2 separate regions of the Mus musculus genome follow, and region 1 is linked to region 2. The links are chromatin loops, found by intact Hi-C in ENCODE. Cell type or tissue: heart. All regions are shown on one strand. Each heading gives the region's core, and the rest is flanking DNA. Links, peaks and the distances in the headings are about the cores only.

The links. Peaks named below come from ENCODE experiments on the same cell type or tissue, not always from the same donor. Only the 100,000 strongest peaks of a DNase experiment are listed, where the experiment ranks them.
Region 1: it touches region 2 in a loop (2.2-fold over the local background); 15 of 42 quality-filtered maps call a loop at or near these places.

What each region holds. Positions count from the first base shown.
Region 1 is chr9:35,041,958-35,048,394 of GRCm38, forward strand. It overlaps St3gal4 (ST3 beta-galactoside alpha-2,3-sialyltransferase 4), which reads right to left. Exons shown (of 11, transcript NM_009178.4): 10 at 5,862-6,005; 11 at 4,619-5,562. The coding sequence ends at 5,476. Among named protein-coding and RNA genes, the nearest start is that of Gm51705, 9.6 kb to the right of the region's middle. In heart, for the core only: a CTCF peak has its summit at 3,913; DNase peaks (open chromatin) are centred at 2,644, 3,314 and 3,974; H3K27ac peaks cover 1,604 bases; H3K27me3 peaks cover 391 bases.
Region 2 is chr9:35,114,681-35,122,851 of GRCm38, forward strand. It overlaps St3gal4 (ST3 beta-galactoside alpha-2,3-sialyltransferase 4), which reads right to left and starts at 2,184. Exons shown (of 11, transcript NM_009178.4): 1 at 2,018-2,184. 4930581F22Rik (RIKEN cDNA 4930581F22 gene) reads left to right here and starts at 2,048. Exons shown (of 6, transcript NR_029475.1): 1 at 2,048-2,160; 2 at 2,689-3,666. LOC115487216 (a long non-coding RNA gene) reads right to left here and starts at 4,864. Exons shown (of 3, transcript XR_003948311.1): 1 at 4,490-4,864; 2 at 4,323-4,410; 3 at 2,520-2,608. In heart, for the core only: CTCF peaks have their summits at 146 (motif pointing right) and 2,088; DNase peaks (open chromatin) are centred at 2,201, 3,001 and 4,596; H3K4me3 peaks cover 2,953 bases; H3K27ac peaks cover 3,112 bases.

The DNA.
Region 1 (6,437 bases), core at 1,438-6,437, 71 kb before region 2:
GCACACTACCAATTGTGTTACACCACAACACACACACACACACACACACACACACACACAATCTACCTTATTTCTTTTTGAGTTGTTTTATTTTTCAGACAGGGTCTCCCTTTGCTGATCTGCCCTGGAACTGCTATGTATACTAGGCTGGCCTTGAACTCAGAGATCTATCTACTTCTGCCTCTGGAATGCTGGGATTAAAAATGTATACATCATCACGTCTTGTCAGCTTATTTCTCAGGCAAAGAAGTCCAAAGATCCTAATTGTATGGCATGAGGACAGGGCCACTCCAAGGTATGGTTGAGGGGAAGGTTTTTATTGCCGATAAGTTTGCAATACAGCTAGAGAGAGAGCAGGGAGAGAAAGTTAGACTCAACAAGGCCGGCAGTATGGATCAAGGGGATGGAGAGAGAATGAGAGGAGAGGAAGATAAGAGAGAGCATAGAGTGGAGGCCGAAGACAGAGCAGGGACGGGGGGGGGGTTGGGGGGAAGGAGGGAGGGAGGAAGAGAGAGAGAGAGAGAGAGAGAGAGAGAGAGAGAGAGCACCAAGATAGAAATAAAAAGTTGGTGGAAGGGAGGGTCTTGATCTGGAGAAGTTTAGGGTAGGGGGCAGGGTAGCAAGGGCTGAGAAGAGACACAGGTACTGAGGAAGCCTCAAGGCTTGCATGCTACACATACTTTAGTGTGCTAATAGGCACCACAGAGATTCATTTGTCCGTACTTTCTTATGGAGCTGACACTGAGCGAGGTTTTTGTTTTATTTTTGTTTTTTTGATAAAGAATGGGACAGGATAAAGTAGATGAAGCTCTCTCTCTCTCTCTCTCTCTCTCTCTCTTTCTCGTGCGCACGTGACACACACACACCCCCCCGAGTTCTTTGATTTATAATAGTGTTATATCCTGATCCACTTCTTTGCTCATGATAAATAGTATATGTAAAAGTAGTGTAGTGACACAATTTGTAACCCTAGCACTGAAGAAACAGGAGGGTTGCCATGAGCCCAAGATCAGCCTGGGTTCCATAGTGAGTACCAGAGCTAGCTTAGGATACACAGCAAGGACCTACCTCAAGGTGTGTGTGTGTGTGTGTGTGTGTGTGTGTGTGCGCGCGCAATATTACACCTAACCACAGTAGAGCCCAGAGGAGAGCAGTGTGGGGTTCCCACCATGACCACATGAATGGCTAGGTGCTGTGGGGCACTGCCTCTGCCAAGCATCAAGGGACTACTGTTTTATATATCATTAGCTGGATGCATCTTGATTTCATAATGGACTCCTCATTAGTTGAGGGCCACACACACACACACACACACACACACACACACACACCTCAGACTTTTAATTTGGAAGGCAGACCTAATTTCCTAGAGCCAGAGCTTGTACAGAACCAAGATAATTTTGAACCACCAAATCACTTTCTGTAGCTACAATTAAGGTTGCAACAACAACAGAAGGCTCAGAGGAGCGCACATCAACTATGCAGTTGTGCTTCTCAGTCGTGTTTAGGAAGCTACTGTCACATACCACATACCACTAAAACAGTGACATCACTTTCCAAACGTTTCCAAGAATCCCTAGCAGTGTGGTACTGTAACTTGAAAACCACTGGTAGCAAGGAATTGCACTTGGCTCACAGGTTATGCAAAACCTACATCTGACTGCCACAGCCCTCTGCTAGGCTTGTGGGTGTGATTCAAGATAGACTTGCCTCCCCGTGTTGGGTTAATTCAGTCCCGGGACAAGTATTTGGTTCCACCAATCTAGCTCGCCAGTTCTACACACTCTCCAGTATTTTCCATTGTGCAAGGCTGCTTTGCGATCCCGTTATTTATAACTCACTTTACAGTCCACACAATGTCTTTACAATCATGTTCCCATTAGATCCTGAAGATTTCATTGTGAGACAGGCATGGGTAATCAGCATTTTCCAGATGGGAGAAACAGAGGTTTCTTCGGCTAATTAAATGAACCAGCAGGGAGGGGACTGTTTTGTGTGTGTGCACACTACACTTAACTGTCTCGCAGACAGTATTGTTTCCAAGTTGGAACTTTTTGCAGACTAGACAGTCTCAGGAGAAAAAGCAATTGAATATATACTTATGTCCTCTGAAAGTGTAAATCAAAACCTCAAAGGGGAGGGCCTGAAAAGATGGCTCAGCGGTTCAGAGCATGTAGGAACAGACGACCAGAATTTGGGTCCCAGGATCCACGAGGGGCAGCTCACAACCGCCTGCAAACTCAGCTCCAGGGGGAATCCAACGGTTCTGCCCTCGGGTGTACATAACACTCACGGACACATAATTTTAGAATGAAACAAATTAAAACAAACCCTCCAATATCTGAAAATAAGACATCATTTAAACGTGTTAGATGAAAGACCCATACTCTGTGTCGCCCAGGATGGTGGTCTCAAGCTGGGAGAGTCTCCCCTGGTTTCTAGGTTCCCTGGTTTCTTGGGCTCCCAGGCAGTCGGTTTCTTCTCTCTGGCCTCATGGGAAGCAGCAGAGCTCTGAGCAGCCATCATCCCTTCCCTCCCCACCCCCACCCCGACTCCCCTTGAGACCCCAGGCCTCAGCACTCAGGCCGATTTAGGCAGAGGCCTGCTAAAGTGTCTGATTCAGCAACCAAGAAACTCTTGTCCGACGGCCCCGCCCAGCCACTGACAAGAGTAAGACAAACTCAGCGCCTTAAACGCCCCCTCCCCGGCCTCTCCCCCTCGTCTGGGGCGGAACCTGCGCGAGCGTGAGGCTAATTTAACACTGCTGAAGGGCACGGGGGATTAGGATGGGGTTTACAGCAAACCAGATGGGAGGATTGAGAAGAGAGAGAGAGGCCCATGAGAGATCCTCCTAGACTAGAGTCTAGACTTGGTGCAGTGGCTCTGGATGCTCGTTAGAGTCTGATTCCTGAGCCCCACACTTAGCAGCACCCAGGAATCTCCATTTTTCAGTCACTCCAGGTAGCTGAGACAAATTCTTCGGACTTTAAGAAGGCCAGCATCAGAGCTTGAAGCACAGAGCAAACTGGCAGGCCCAACCTGATGTAAACTCAGTTGTGTCCCCCTATTTCTTTTCTCCTCCAGCGGCCTTTTCAGGGCACGGTTTAATCAGTACCAGACAAGTTGGCACGCGATCCATTCACATAAGTTAGGCTGAAAGCTTCTTTCCCAGAACACTAAAGAACCCCATCCAATAACTCCCCATCAAAGCTCCACTCCCAGCCTTGACCCTTGCTGGGCACTGCCTCTGCTTGCGTACAGTTTGGAGCGCTGGACCCATTCTCCTCCCTCCAATGCCCTCCCTCCCCCACAAAAGAACGGGCTGGGTGGATGCCTAGATACACACTTTGCTGTGCATATGATTGTGTCTCGCTGTCAACCCAAGATTATAAACCTCCCTATCTCTGAGACTTGTGGAGTTAGGAGGAGCAGTGTGACCCAGTGTGTATGGCTTCTGGCTCAAGTTTCGGCACGTTCAGTATCAGGCGGTGGCCTCAGTCCAGGGCAGCTGGATCAAGTGTGCAGACAGCCCCTTTCAAAGGCCTCAGATAGAGAAATGGACACTCCCTTTTAGGGAAGCAAAGTCTGGATGTCTAGAGGTACTCACGAACCCCTACAAAAAAGCCTCTTTGACAGCCTGTCCTGATCAGTAGAGAAAACATGGGCTTCAGACAGTGTAGTCCTGCTACCTTTCAGAATTCCCGCAGACCACTCCCAACCCTACTTGAGCTGTTGCTCAGGAGTTTTCAGTTAGATGAGGCTGGCTGTTCTCTTTACTGTTCCAGTATGTGGTGTCACCCTCCGTGGTCCCTCCCTAGCCACTGCCCTTCCCTATCTATCCCATCCCTGTCTGGCTTGTCTCAGAGCCTCAAGACTGCAGCTCTTTCTGAGAAAGCCAGGAACACAGCTGTGAGTTCCAGTCCCCTAGAGGCAGTTCCAACACTCCCTCCTGGCTCCAGATGTAAAGGAACAGCTGTAGGGGTGGCAAGAGGCCCACTTGGCAATAGAGCAGAGCCTGCAAGATGGAGAATAAGGCCAGAGAGCCAAGCAAATGGCAGGACTGTTAAGTTTCAAGAGGCTGGGAAGGAAAAGTCTCACTCCCTGGACCAGTGACTAACTGACAGAGCTTGCCAAATCCCTCCAGTGCTGTCCCCCAGCCCTGCCCATTGCAAACCTGGCAACCCACACTGCCGCACTCGCAGGACCTCCCATCAGCTCTATTTTTTGAGTCCCACTTAATTTAAGAAGGAAAGCAGCCTTCTCTGTCTGACTCCACCCTGTCCTTAAAACATGCAATTCCCAGCCTAAGATCCGGGTAACTTGAGGAATGGGGAGGGAGAGACAGGATGATGGGAAAGGGTGTTGCCACCTCCATCTGGCACCCTTCACCTCTCCTCCCTTCCTTAGTCCCTTGGGCTGCAAGATGCCAGGCTGGGTGTCTGAAGACAGGGCTGATCTGGGCTCTGACTGCTTGTTTGCTCTGCCAGGATGGTAATGCTCACCCTAGGCACACCAGGATGGCAATGCTCACCCTTGGTACCATCTCAAAAATTCTGCTGTAATTTCACCCTCAGCAATGTTCTCCCCAATCTGAAAGGACACAGAGCCCCACAAGTGCTTCCATTTTAGAAAAAAAAATATTTTAATGGTCTTTTACAACCTCTTTTCAAGGTGAGGCCCCTTCTAGGTGGAACCCCCTTGTCAATGCTCCCCCCATGCCTGCTGGGAAGTAGCAACCTCTCTCTGGAGGACACCCTCCCACTCTTGATGCCTCCATCTTTCTGGGAGGCCAGCTCTAGAATTGGGCCTTAACAGGCCAATCACATGTAAATTTTATTAAAAAGTGGGCAGAACACTGTATTGTGTCCCTTTCATGAACATCCTGGGACCAGCCCATTCATTTTCCTACCCCTTAATTAAATAGAATGTTAAATAATCTCTTGGTGTTGGGGCCAGGCGTAGTACATGCCTTTCATCCCAACACTTGGGAGGCAAAGGCAGTTGGATCTCTGTGAGTTCAAGACCAGTCTGGTCTACATAGTGAGTTCCAGATTAGCCAGGGTTTCACAGTCAGACCCTGTCTCAAGAACAAAACAAAGCAAACAAAAACAAACAAACAAACAAAACCCAACCAACCACCACCAACAATACAAGACAAAACAAAACGAAACAAAACAAAACAAAACAAAACAGCTCTTTGTGCTGGCTGAGAGAGGGGATGCCACAGTAACAGCACCCCCCCCCCCCCCTTTAGCCAGGCTCCTGTAGCCTCGGTGTGACTACCCTGTCTGGATTTGAAATCCACCAAAGTAGGCAGGGGCATAGCCTCTCTGGAGACCTGGACAGCCCCAGAACACCCTCTCCATTGAGGGTGAGTTCAATTGGATTGTACTGGCACCAGGAACCTCTAAGCTGTAGACAGGGCCTACTCAGATGGCAAAGTAGGGAACCAAGGTGTTACAGCTCCCATCCAAGTCAGAAGTATGTGAGGTTCTTGACAGCTCCCATCTCTAGCATCCGCTTGATGGCGATAGCCTCTTGGGAGACATTATGGCCTGATCCCTGTGGAGACAGCCAGGGAAAAATGAGGGGTAGCACTCTGTCTTTAGAAAATTCTTCCTCCCCATCTCCCTGGTTCCAGGATTCCTGGGATTTTTCTTCCTTATGCTGGCTCTCAGATAGGAGACAGAAGTCATGTGGCAAAAGCAGAGGATGCCAGCTGTGGTGTCCAGATGCCCAGGTACCAGCTCTGATACTGAAGACCACATCCAGAGCCACTCTGTGTCCCCTATACCCAACATCCCTCCAGTTGTGTCATCCTAGCCAACCTGGCTCACTGGGCTCCCAAATGGGTTGCTTACCGCCATAGACTTAAGTGTGATCTGTTCATAGTAGTGGATGGTCTGCTTCTTGTTGGAGGCATCTGGATAGCCAAAGCCAGCAATGTGCACTAAGTCGCAGAGGTGTAGAGCCAAGGTGATGGCTAGCAGACCCGTGGTTGGCTTCTGAGGGACAGAGTAAGAGGGAGTTTTAAAGAACCACAATCCCCTCCTCCTCCACCATCTACCTCACACAACCTCAGGGTCAGTTCTCTGCCCAGTTCTCGTTGACCTTAGCTATCCAACCGGGCAACAGCTAACTAACCAAGCACCTACCTGAATGGAGCTAACACAGATGAGAAAGTGGATTTATTACTCAAGAAAACTGTGAACTCTCTATGGTGCTGGAGGTAGAACCTGGGCCTCATGTATTCCAGGCAAGTGTTCTACCATTGGTCCACGTCCTTTTTCCTGATTATCAAGTTTTAAATGCAGAGACTTAATGATGTTTGTGCCTGCTTGAGTTATATATACCATGTGCACGCAGGAGCCTCTAGAGACCAGAAGAAGGCATTGGGTGGTCTGGAACTAGAGTTACAGGTGCTGGTGAACCAAAGT
Region 2 (8,171 bases), core at 1-5,000:
CCTAGTGGAATGGGGGCTTCCTCTCTCTGAGCAGCAACCCACTCTTAAGCTAAATAGTCCCTTCTGTTTAAAGCCTAAGCAGGCAACTCTAAAAGAAAAAGTGTATCAGTGTCTTGCCTGTGTGTATTGTACTTATGTGCACCACGTGCATGCCTGAGCCTGTGGCAACCAGAAGAGGGGGTCAGATCCCCTGGAACTGGAATTAGTCACTATATGGGTACTTGGGAATTGAGCCTGAGTCCCCTGTAAAACCACTCAGTGCTCTTAACCATCTTAGATAGCAAGGTAGTGCTCTATCTTGGAGAGATATAATCCCAGAATAACCTTGGAGAATAACTCCAGAAGGGGCTTATTAAGACAGGGTCTCATGTAGCTCAGGTTGGCCTCAAACTCCACATAGAACAGAAGATGACCTGGATGATCTACAGTCAAAATGCTGGCATAACATTTCCAGAGTGCTGGGATTATAAATAGGTACCACCACAATATGTTTAGGCAATGTTAAGAGATCAAGTTTAAAGAGTTTATGACAGGTAAACACTTTACCAACTGCATTCCTTGTGTCGTTGTCCGTCCTCCCCCCCCCCCGCCGCCCCCCCCCCCAGTACTGGGATTGTAGGCAGCTCCGTCTGTCACTGAACCACACCCCCAGTCCCTAATTTACTTTTATGACTTCTGCCTGCATACCTCTCTTTATCTCCATCATCACCTTGAAATCTTTGGGGACTGGCCCAACTCCTGGCTTGCTGTAGTGGGGCTGGGGGATCGGATGTGTTGAGGAGGGTGAAATGAGTGGGAGGTGAGGCCCAGGGTTCAGTAAGCAGCCAAAGATGCCTTCCCCTATGCAACAGGACAGGCCATAGGGGATGCTCAGAGTAGGGCAGAGGCAGAATAAGTTTGAGGAAGCCGAGCGGTGTCAGTTTTCTCAAAGGATGTTTGCAGACCAACTCCCAACAGAACAAAACATGTCCAGTTATTTCTGAGGCCCTAAGTGACTGGCACCTCCTAGGTAGCACTCTAGGGGTGCCTGGGAAAGTAAGGTTATGGATGGTGTTTCACTAGCAAACTCACAACATTCCCTCTGTACCCCTGATACTTACACATATCAATTCGTTTACAACCCCCTGGGTAGAGAGGCCTGGAGGGGCCAAGTGGGATCTGTAGCACTGACCCTGCCCTGTGGTATTGGTGTGTGCCCCTTGTGAGAGACAACTATCACTGTGGTACTATTCAAACCCAGACTAGCCTTTTAAGCCTGACCGGGGGGAGGGGGGGGGGAGGATCTAGCCTAGAGGACAGAGAACAGAGTAGATCAGACTCATAAACCAGAAAGTCTACCCCTCGGTCTGGGAGGAATGGCAGTGGTACAAGACACGTTGGCATCTCGGGGCTGCCCATAGGTCTCAGCCAGCAAGGGTCTCAGAGAGGCACCTAGAACAGACATAGACAAGGGTTCTGCCCCAGCTCTAGGTTAACTTCTCAGTCTTATCCTAGGCCTTCTCACTGCCCATTACCCAGGCAACTTTGAAGCACAGTTGGCCCAAAGACCCCCCCTAATCCCTGGACACAGCCACCCTGCAATTTGGCAAGCCCACCTTTGGGCTTTGCCTCAGCGACCTTGCAACTCCAGCACACAGGCAGACCCTGCAAAACTTGTCACCTCTAGCAAAGCCAGCCCACACGTCCTGACTTCGGAGGATGCTAGAGGTGATAGTCACCCATTCAGCTAGGACGCAAGAGCGACAGGGTTGGGGGTTAGAAACTTTCCGGAGGATTGTCCTGCTCACTCACTCCTAGAGAGCGAGACAAGTCAGGCTTCCCGCGAAAATCTAGTCCAAGCAAGGGACCCAGCTCCCCAGGGCTGTGGCCACCCTACACCAACCCCGTGCAGCGTGGCGTCCACGTGCGGGGCCCCCCGACCACCTCTCCGAGCCGTGGCGGGAGGCTGCAGCCTCGCAGCCCCGTCACTCCCCGCCCTCCGCCGCGGGGCCCCAGAGCCCGGCTGCCGCGTACTCACCCTCGCGGGTGGAGCGGGGCGGGGCGAGGTAAATCCGCGCGCAGCTCCGATCCGTTAGGCGCCCCGACTGGCGGGGCAGCACTGGCGCAGTGGCTCCGCTCGGCCCGGTCCCTGTCCCGGGAGCGGGGCCGGCCTGGGAGCGGGCAAGTCCGCCTGAAGGGGAGGCGGGGGCCAGGGCTTGGGCGGGGGGCGGGGGGCGGGGAAGGGGCCGGACACGCTTGCGCACACGGTCGGGAAGCCGACAGCCGCGAACGCCGCGCTGGAGGGAGGGCGCACCGAGAGAGGGAGGGCGCGGAGAAAGGAGGGAGCTAAGAAGGGAGGGAGGGCATCGAGGAGGGAGGGCGCGCCGAAGGAGGGAGGACGCAGAGAAAGGAGGGAGTAAGGAGGGAGGGAGGGCGCAGAGGAAGGAGGGCGAGGGTGTGAGGCCGCGGGGAGACTGGGGTTGGCCTGGAGGCCTCCCTGGCCTGGAGAGAGACGGCCGGGGTGCGGGAGGCTGGATCGGGTGAGGGCAAACCCAGGGCAAGCGCTGCCTGTGAATGGCTCCAAGATGAGTATGCCCAACGTTGCCTCTAGCACTGATCCCACGCTCTCCTGGAAACAATAACCAAGAAAGGCTTCTTTGCTGTCCCCGCGCGGTTAAAAAAAAAAAAAGTATCCTTTTCTCTCTACAGAAACTCAAGAACAGGAATAGAAGTCCATCCTTCCAATATCCTCCCATGCCCTCATGGCAGTCAGGTGACCTAAATTGACGAGCCTTTTCTCTGCCCCAGGCCGGCCTATGCGCCCCAAACTGCTCCCTTAGCTCTTCCTCCTTTGCATACCCTCTCTTAGCCTTGGATAACTTCTCAGTTTCCGTTCTTGCTGAAGGCGCCAGGCATCCTGTCTCCAGAGGAAACCCCTTCAAGCCTTTAACCCTGATGCCGTGGGCTCTAGAATTGCCTGGACTGCAAACAGTGCAGAAACCACCCTGCAGGACTGTCCATTTCAGGAGTCAGCACAGTGTTACCCAGTTCCTAGCTTGAGCACCCTGGGGCTACAAGGAAAGTATTAGATCCAGTCCCCCTTCCCCCGGAAGCTTGCTATCTAGTTGCAGAGAAGGGGTGGCGGGTGTTGTGCTGGACTCCCATCAAGAAACAGGCGGCACAGGATGTGACTAAGTGTAAGTAAGATGTGAATAACTGACAGTAAGTGCCCAGGGTTTTAACGGAGTTTAAAGTCATCGTCAGGGGAAGCTGGAGGTCTCATGTGTTGGGACTCTCCAATTCACAACAAAACGAAGAGGTGGCCTCCAGCTTCTTCCATTCCGGCTGTTTCCATCTGAATTATACCTTGCATAGGTGGAAGCTCTTTGGCAGCTCACCAAAACCTAGTTTTATTTGAATGGTACCTTTGGCCTGACAGTCACCTAGTCACTCAACAAATATTTATTACATTTCATGTCCTGGTCTGGAGCTAAGCTGGGAATAGACAATACAATGACTATGTCTCTGTGTTTGGCAAGGGAAAAAGAAGAAGGCAAAAGAAAAACTGCTCGGGGAGAAAGAACAACTGAAATATGTCTGGCAAGTTGATTCAAGAAACAGTTGCCCGGCCTCCAAACCTGGATAAGTCTTCACCAAACTAGGTACAAAGACAAGTTCTTGCTAAAGGTAAAAATCCTTCTACCATAAAATTGAGCTTAAGAATCAGCTTTTTTTTTCTTCTTTCTTTTGAGCCTAGAGACTTGAGTCCTAATCCTGCTTCTGCCACTAAATAGCTTTCCTTTTCTTAATGGGGGGGAAAAAAAAGATCAGTGGAAATAACTGAGCTTATTCAAAGAGCATTATTAGTATTGAATGAGACAATGGAGGGGAACTTGTCCTGAAATCACCATATGATATATATGTGCTCAATAAACATGCAGACAAATGCCTTTTAAACATATAACATGCATGCACTCAGAAGCACAGCGTCAAGCCTATCCTAGCCCCCATCATCCACTTTATCTTACTATGTGTTTATGACTTGTCTCTTGCACTTTCTTCTTCCTCCACCAGCACCCCTTAGGGGAAAAAAAAAATCCCACTAAGTAACCCAGGCTGACCTAGAACTTGTGATCCTCCTGCCTCACCCTTCTGAGAACCAAGATTACACAGTTTCTTAACAGTACAGACAGAAGCTGAACCAGCAACTTAGAATCCCCTGTATCTCTGAGGAAGAGAAGGAAGCGATTCTAACATAAGGACTTCTTTCATCCTAGACTTCTGGGTTCTAGGTTCTTGCCAATCCCACTGCACCCCTTGACAGGACACTACAAGTTGCTTACCATGAGTCAGGGATGTAACAAGCTGGGCTTTGGCCTTAAGGGACTATTCCTTTCCGAGGTTAGCTGTGATGAGGTGAGCCAAGACAACCTTCAGAATAACAGCAGTAAGTCTTACTCGGCTGGCAAGCAAACCGCTTCCATCCCCATCCTTTTGCCTCCTCTTTTACCTGTCCTGTTCTCCTAGGTAGATGTGGCAAACACCTGACTCCTGGGACAACCACTGGAACCTCAAACAGAGGGAGGAGACGGGGTGTGGGAGGAGGCAGGTGCATCTGGGCCAGGAGGCTCCTGCTGGCCAGGCAGCTAGCTACCTGACAAATATGCCTCCTCCCAGACATCTGGCTCCTGTCCCTCACATGTGCCACGTTCACATCCTGGAGGAAGGGACAGCAAGATGCCATTTGAGGAAGAAATAAACCCAATCCAGCATCTCAGGCGCTTTTAAAAATAGCGACCCCGGGATGGTGTTTCATCTCCTATTTTTATCAGATTTATAAGGCTGGACCATGGCGTTGAGCTGTTCTCAGGGATCTCAATAGCAGGAGACAGCTCTATTGTAGAGTGAAAAACCTGCCAGGAGGCCAAAGCTAAAATGCACTCCCAGGCCCTTTAGGTTGGAAGAAATCCCAAGCATGTAGCTCCTGCCTTTCTTTACAGCCAAAATCGACTAACCACAGTTTGTAGCTTTTTTTTCCCTTAAAATCTAAGCTGGGTATAGTAGAACATGGCTACAATGCCAGTACTCAGAAGGCCAAGGCAGGAAGATCATCGGGAGTACTAGGCCAATCTTATAGAGACTGTCTCAAAAACACCCGGGCACGGTGGTATAACACTTAATACCATTGAGGATACTGCTGTCATGATCTAATCACTTCCCAAGGGCCGTGCGTTTATACTGTCCCCTGAGGTGTTAGAATATTAACATACAGAGGCTATAGCAAGTATCTAGTCCCCAATTCTTTCCTTTTAGATCCCTCTCATGGCAGAAAAATAGCTAAAATTTACTAAGTAATAGTACTATGCTTAAAAATCTTTTTTTTTTTAAATTATGTGTATAGATGTTTTGCCTGCACATATGTCTGTGTACCATGTAAGTGCCTGGGGCCTGTGTGTGGAAGTCAGAAGAGGGCATGTGATCCCCTGGAACTGGAGTTACAGATACTGTGAGCTGCCATGTGGGTGCTGGGAATCAAACTGAGGTCCTCTGGAAGGGCAGCCAGGACTCCTAACGCACTGAGCCATCTCCCCAGCCCCTTAGCAAATCCCCACAGACCCCTCTGGAGTAAGCATGGTTCTCATCCTTATTTTACAAACAGAATAGAAGTTGCTCCAGTGTAGACTTGTTTATGGTGCGGTTTTATGCTGGAGCCATCAGACTACTTTGCCTCCCAAAGACAAACAGACTAGAGGAACAAACTGGAGGAACAGAACATTCATCACCCATTAGTTGGAGAGAGAGCCCAGTTGGTAGTTTTTTAATCCAGGGAACTCATGTTCCACAGGGACCTGTGGAATATGGTGCCACACATTTGTAATCCCAGCACTGGAGAGGCAAAGAGTTACTAGTGAGGATAAATTATTAAGACCTGCCCTCTTCCTCGCTCCTCAATTCTCTCTCGAGGAAGAACGCTGGAATGTAACTCAGTGGCAGACTACTTGCCTAGCAGGCATGCAGCCATGGGGGTTCAATCCTTTGGGCTGTCAAAAGGGAAATCTATAGTGTTATAGTATTATTGTGTTACAGTATTAGTATCGAATGACAGATTCAGATATAGATATTTTGGGCTAGAAAGATGGCTCAGCAATTAAGAACACTCACTGTTGAAGGACAGTTGAGGACTCCCGGTTCAATGCCTGACGTTCACACGGTGGCTCACAACTCTATGTAACTACGGTTCCAGGGGAGTTGATATCCCTATTGGCCTCTATGGTCACTGCACATACATGGTACACAGACATACATGCAGGAAAGACACCCATCTATAGTAAATACAAAATTTTAAAGGTATATATGAAAAATATTTTAATTACAGGTTTTTTTTCTTGACACTGCCTAATAAAGCAGAGTAACAAGTATTTACATTGCACATTGTAAGTAATCTAGAGGTGACTGCATAAAGGATTTGTATTGATAATATTATACCCCCTGCGATACTTGAACATCCAGAGTTTGGGCCTGGGGCTGGTGTGTCCTGTAATCAATATGGCAGGCACACCAAGGTAAAGACTATTCAAGTGTTCTGGATAAGGGACTATCACAAGAGAAATATTTTCAAATTGTTTCTCATCTTAGAGCTCTTTATTCAACAGAGACATGCAAAAGGGAGCTTGAATATATTCTTTCTCTTGGCTTTGTGCCAACAGCTTTGCTCCCCGAGAGGGCTGTGGAGTACCCAGCAAAGCTGAGGAACCCCAGCAGCCATGTGTCCTTTTGCTTCTCATCTCCAGCCAGGCCCTAGAGGCTAAAAGCCATTTATGAAGGTGTCCCTAATTTATCTGGGAAGGGTGGTATCTGCCATTGCCCCAGCATGCATGGGAGGATCTCATTGCCAGAGCAGGGCTGGCATTTGCAGTTGCTCAGGGAGGGCCGAGCACAATGCACTCTGCTCAGGAAGCTCGTCCCAGGAGACAGACAGGACACTGTGCTCTGCAGTGACAGTAAGAGGAAACACTGAGGCAGAGTGACCTCTGCCTGGGTTGGAACGCAGGCCCAGTTCCATGCCTGTGTCCTACACATTTAGTGTGCATAGTTCCACAGGCCCTAGGGCAGAAGTTTCAGCTTCCTGGGGCTGACATTCACCCTGTAATGAGGCACCGAGCATCTGTTTATCTGTAAAATAGAGAGTGAATGCTCCAAGAAGTGATTTGTGATACAAATGTAAACGGTCCCAATGTTGCTTTGCCTTAAAACTCTGTGTTAGCCAGCCAGAACCCAGTGTTGAGAAGCTAGAATGATAAGATGTTCTTACCTTCGTGGTCCTCTCAGTCCAAAAGGAAAGGCAACAAGCCAATAGATAGAGCAAGAACAAAAGAGGCCAAGTATGTGAAGACCCAGACAAGTCACATAGGAGAGAGTCTGTCAGTGAGGGTACCCCACAAAGACATAAAGAGTATTGTCAGGATCTTATCATCAGACTGCAGTCAGGCCGCTGGGCAGAAATCTCAGTGAGATGAGACATTAGGGGCTCGGAATGGGGATGGGGTACTGGGGTCTAGGGGGAAAGCTGTCTTCATCGTTGAAGGACAGTGAAGAAAACTGGCTGACTCTGAAGGGACCCTTGCCAGACCTTAGGCAGAGGCTGGTTCTTCCACGTATAAGAAAACTTAAGCAGCAAGGCCTGGAAGTGACCTCTCTGTGATAGCAGGTAAATAAGGTATATGTCACAATCCCAGAGAGGCATCTATCTCCTTGCAGAATAAGCCAAAAGGAAGATAGGATTGGTTAATGAGAGTAGAGAGGCAGAAGGTTATCCAGAGCACAGGCCTATGCCTTAGGGAGGAGGAATACCTGGCCTTTCCAGGCTTAATTACTACCCTTGCAACTATGACCCTATGGCCTCGCTAACCTGTCTACATGAATAAGCAGACTGTTCTTTCCCTGTAGATTGTACATCCAGCCATCACTCACCCCACCCAAGCCAGACATAGTGAGATTATAGTGTGTAACACAAAAGTCAGCCTGTGTGCAAGCCTGAACTCATAGGCAGCACAGTTGGCATGGGGAACAAGGAGCATGCGATATGGTAGAGGGGTTGTGTTCTGCAGAGGCCTATCTGGCACCTCAGCAGTGTTATCTCCCACCCACAGTGCCTCCTGCCCCACCTCCCCAGGATCCAGGGCACATTCAGT